2 separate regions of the Homo sapiens genome follow, and region 2 is linked to region 1. A link is an interaction called in ENCODE POLR2A ChIA-PET data of the cell type or tissue named here. Cell type or tissue: GM12878. All regions are shown on one strand.

What was found. Peaks named below come from ENCODE experiments on the same cell type or tissue, not always from the same donor. Only the 100,000 strongest peaks of a DNase experiment are listed, where the experiment ranks them.
Region 2: POLR2A ChIA-PET joins it to region 1 with 13 read pairs; 2 of 35 experiments call an interaction of 5 or more read pairs at or near these places.

What each region holds. Positions count from the first base shown.
Region 1 is chr9:122,900,052-122,902,551 of GRCh38, reverse strand. All of the region lies in intron 1 of RC3H2 (ring finger and CCCH-type domains 2), which reads left to right. Among named protein-coding and RNA genes, the nearest start is that of RC3H2, 4.1 kb to the left of the region's middle. In GM12878, no CTCF peak of the experiment used is centred here; no DNase peak of the experiment used is centred here; H3K4me3 peaks cover 1,730 bases; H3K27ac peaks cover 1,203 bases.
Region 2 is chr9:124,765,615-124,768,114 of GRCh38, reverse strand. All of the region lies in intron 1 of NR6A1 (nuclear receptor subfamily 6 group A member 1), which reads left to right. It overlaps LOC124900274 (a long non-coding RNA gene), which reads left to right. Exons shown (of 2, transcript XR_007061773.1): 1 at 1-2,500. Among named protein-coding and RNA genes, the nearest start is that of NR6A1, 4.4 kb to the left of the region's middle. In GM12878, a CTCF peak has its summit at 1,069; no DNase peak of the experiment used is centred here; H3K4me3 peaks cover 891 bases; H3K27ac peaks cover 574 bases.

The DNA of each region.
Region 1 (2,500 bases):
TTTTTAATGTGACTACCAGAAAATTAAAAATTACTCGGATTATAATGGCTCACATATTTCTATCGGATATTACTGTTGTAGATCAGCATTACTCTTCCAAGAAATATGTTAGTGGAATAAAAGTAGATGTATAAAAACCCAAAACTTCCAGATAGATTATCCTGTTACAATCAGAATAATTAAAGAGCTAAGGACTTTGGTAATATGAAGGATGAAGTTATCCATTGGCTATGATTTGATAGGCAGAAGTAAGTTCTATCTCAAAGAAAGTATTTTTCTCGTCATCACTAATATTAGTTATACTTGTTAAAATAGAAAGTTGGCTGGGCGCGGTGGCTCACGCCTGTAATCCCAGCACTTTGGAAGGCTGAGGCGGGTGGATCACCTGAGGTCAGGAGTTCGAGACCAGCCTGACCAACATGGATAAACCCCATCTCTACTAAAATTACAAAAAATTAGCTGGGCCTGGTGGCGCATGCCTGTAATCCCAGCTACTCCGGAGGCTGAGGCAGGAGAATCGCTTGAACCCGGGAGACGGAGGTTGCAGTGAGCCGAGATCGCGCCATTGCACTACAGCCTGGGCAACAAGAGCGAAACTCCGTCTCAAAAAAAAAAAAAAAAAAGAAGTAGTTATCTCATTATTGCCCTATTAGAATGCATTGAGACTGGGCGCCGAGGCTCATGCCTGTAATCCCAGGACTTTGGGAGGCCAAGGTGGGCAGATCACGAGGTCAGGAGTTTGAGATCAGCCTGACCCACAGGTGAAACCCTGTCTCTACTAAAAATACAAAAATTAACCGGGCATGGTGGTGCGCACTTGTAATCCCAGCTACTCAGGAGGCTGAGGCAGGAGAATCGTATGAAACCGGGAGGCGGAGGTTGCAGTGAGCCGAAATCGCACCACCGCACTCCAGCCTAGGCAACAGAGTGAGACTCCTCCATCTCAAAAAAAAAAAAAAAAAAAAGAATGCATTGGAAGTTATATCTAATATTTATTTTAAAACAGTTCAACCACATAGTGTATTTAAGAAGTAAAATTTGAGTCATATATACTTCACACGTTAACGGCAAAATCACATATTATAGCAGTCTTTTAAATTGCAATTCAATTCCTTTTTCTCCAGTACTGAGTTTCTAGCTTACAGGTTGTTTCCATTGCTGTTTTGGTTTTTACTTGTCTTTTAGCTAGAGATCCAAATTGTGCTTATGCTTTAAATATCATTTTTTAAGAACAAAACTAATTATTTTTAAGTTTTCTAAACGGGGAAGTACTGTGACAGTCCATTTCAGTAGCTTATATTCCTCACATAGGTTAACAAGAATGAAAACAATGGTTTTAATTAGAAGAACTAAGCCCTAAGGTTTACATTTTTATTAAGAGAATTGTAAAATGATGTATACATATATGACAGTTAAAGAAGCATAAACTTTATTCTGGCATTTTAAAATCAGATGCCGTAGACCTGAACTGGCTGCATAATATGGTGGACTAATAAGAGAAAATGAAAGTATTTAGCTGGCTCTTAATAAAGCAGTTTGTAATTTGAATCATATAAGAGATGCCTATTGTGCTTCCTGTTTTATGTGTCAGCACTCATAGCAAGGAACTTACAGTCTGGAAAATTATTTGAGCGAAAAATTGTTTATGGTCCCACCTTTAATTTAGCATTTCTCACTCCTATGCTTTATCTTATTATCCTTTTTCAATTTTTGTAACTGGTAACTAAAATTAGTTAATACAAATAATTAGAATGTTTTTCTTAAGGAATCACTTTAGGTATCTTGAGTTGTAGGCCTTTTAGTCCATTTTATCTCAGTTTGAAATGTTTTGATTATTTGAGAAGAATACTTCAGTAGTAACTATAAATATTCATAGCAATTTAGACTTACATAGACTCAAATAAGTTGCATAAAATGTATTAGTATAGGTCTAGAAGTTTTGCAAATTAATATGTAGTCTTAGTGCTCCATGGTTCATTTATATGCTCTTTAAATTATAAAAACTATAGGATATTTACCATTTTTGGTAGTTACAAAAATATTTTCTAGGTAAATGTTTACAAAGTGCCTGTTTTGAAGGAATGAAGTTTCTTCTATGTTTTAGGTAAAATTTTATATTGATTTATCTTAATTAAGGAATCTAGGATTTACTGATAATATTACTGAAGAAAAACATATTTGGAAAATCAAAGCGTTTCTTACATCTGATCGTATAAGGGAAGTTTAGTTGATAATTTACTGTCAGAAAGCTAGACTCTGACACAGAGAAGAAAATTTGGTAGAGTTATTGCCAAAATTTTGGCAGTGTTTTACCTTTATATCTTAAAGGTATTAATTCAATTTGTGGTAGAAATTAAACTTCTCAGTATTAATTATGTTAAAACCTCTGATGTTTCTATGCTGAAACACACTAAGGACTATTGTAACATAAAACTATACTAAGGACTATTGTAACATAAAACTATTAAGTGTGCTCTGGTATAGTTTGAAACAGTTTAAA
Region 2 (2,500 bases), 1.9 Mb before region 1:
TTTTATTCTGTCAGAACAGAGTTTCTTTCTAGCCTTTTGATGCACCATCATCCTTCCAGGAATTCCCTGTGCTGACTGCGCTATTTTCAGTTGTTGCTTGTAGGTTTTCATAACAAACATGAACTCATTTAGTTGTAATAGAGGACTGCTCCCTTTTGGGATTTCAAAGGAAGATGAATGATTTGAGGAAGTGTATGCTGAATATTGCATTTGTTCATTTTAAGAGAATGAGGGAATATACTTTTAAATATTTAAAGCAAAGGAAGGCAAAGGAAGGTTATAAGCCATTATAAGTAATTAAAAGCATATTTTATGTAATTACACTTTAGAGGAAATGGGGAGAAGTTCACTGAATAGCACGGTGCCTTTTTCTTCTGCTATAACCATGCCGTCCAAATGTTTATGCTGGAAAATAAATTGGCAAATATTTCCCATGATGATTTAACTTTTCAGTTCTGTGATTTAAAAAATTAAGTTAATTCTGAGTTGCCCCAGAATTTTTTCCTACTCCCATTAGAAAAAAACAAAACCAAAAACATGCTGTAGTACTGTTGTTTCTTAGTACATACAGCACGCAGGTTTTTCTTTTTTTTTTTTTTTTCTTTTTTTGTAGCTTCTGTGACCTCCAAAGACGGCTAGGGTAGAAGAAAGGCGACAGTGAGCAAATTCACTGGTGATTTTGCATAGCTGAGGTGGGAGATGACCACATTTACAGTCTCCAGTGTACAAGCCACCAAATCATTCAGCAGTTCTGATTCATGTAACCAAAATATGATGACATGATTCCTAATCTATAATTCATTCTGACTTCCGTAGCAAAAAGGTGTATGCAAGGCACATGTGTTAGTACATGAAAGGGAGTTGGATGGGGAGCTAATGAAAAAAATAACTGCTGGTAAATTTCCAAAAATATGTCCAAATCATGCATTTCCATATTTTATTTAGAATTTTCTGGTTTCTCATTCCCTACTTTTTTCCTAGGGTTTTGGGGCAAAGGTGGAAAATAGAGTTTAGATTAAAATACCACATTTTAGAATAGTAGAGGATGGTAGGTAGAAATGCCAACTGTTGCTGTAACATTGGTAGAGGAAGTTTCTTATACCACCCCTAGTGTTTGTTGTGCAAGTTGGCTTTAAATTGCTAATGATGCTTGCATGTTTTGGAGCTTGGAGCTGTGTTTCATTTGTGTTAGTGGGAAGATTTACCACTTCATTTTTATAATTGGGTAGATATTATTTATTGGTTATGTTGAAAAATTGGTTTGTTAATGAATTGTGTTCAGATGGCAACTTCTAGCTTAAGAATTGCATAAAGCCAGGATAGATTCTCCCACATTAGGAGACTTCATTGTCAGCAAATTCATCGAGATCTTTGGGGCTGGTCATAATCTTTGCTTCTTAAGTTTATTTTTGATTTATAGCCAAATTAATGACACTTTTCTGTTCAGTATTTTTCCATGCATAATAATTAAGTTGAAAGTGACACTTGAGAAGATGTGTTTTAGAGTAAATTTTACATTGTTGGGTCAGTCTGTTTTTTTTAAGTAGGACAGTAAAAGTGCCTTATTTCATGTGTAAAAACAGATTCTAGTCATGTGGGAAAAAGGTCAGAATTAGAAAAATCAAAGTTCTGAATCAACAGATAAACACGCTTGTATTTCAATAAAGAATAAATGTGCTTGAAACAGTTTTTAACAGAAGGTAGCTATCTAATCTGCCCACATAAGTAGTGATCTGATATACCCAACTCTTTGTAATACTTTGAGAGCATTTCCAAAACCAATTAAGTTGTGAAGGAAAATGTTTTTCACACTTCTGCATTAAGATCAACCTTAACTTTTTAATTAAAGTTTTTTCCTGGCTCAGGTAATTTCTTAAGGGTTTATGGATGCCTTCGATAACTAGGGTTCAGAAATACCAGAATTATTAAAAATGAGCAAGAAAGTGGTTTGGTACTGAGCAGGTAATTCTTTCTTGGGTATTGAGCTTTTTAGAGCTTAAGTTTCAGATTCAGCTGAGCTTAAATTTAAAAAACGTCTCTAGATGTAACTTTGATATACAGTATTTCTAGAATCCAGCCCAGTCTTTTGTTCATTGATTGTTTTCCAACATGGCTTGTCTTTAAGAAAAAGACAAGGGTGTTAGACTGTAACACCCTTAGTAAGTAATAGAAAATCAGAAGAAAACCACTGTGAGATGTCTAACCTGTTTTTCAGTATGGCGGAGAAATAGCCACAGGAAAAAGAGGAGAGCATCATTTGAAAGAATAAAACATTTCCTACGGTATTTCGTTCTTCATTCTTTGTTACCTGCTATTAAACAGCAGCCTTTGTAGAAAAGCTTCTCAAAAAAACCCAGAGTTTTTTCAGTGGTTACAGTTATTTAAATAAGACTTTACTAGTGTAACCCGGTAATTCTAATTAACAGTGATTTAGTTTGGGAGCGGACCAGGATTTCCTCAGCCGGCTGCTGGGGAGCTGAATTGCTTTTTTCCCCACCCC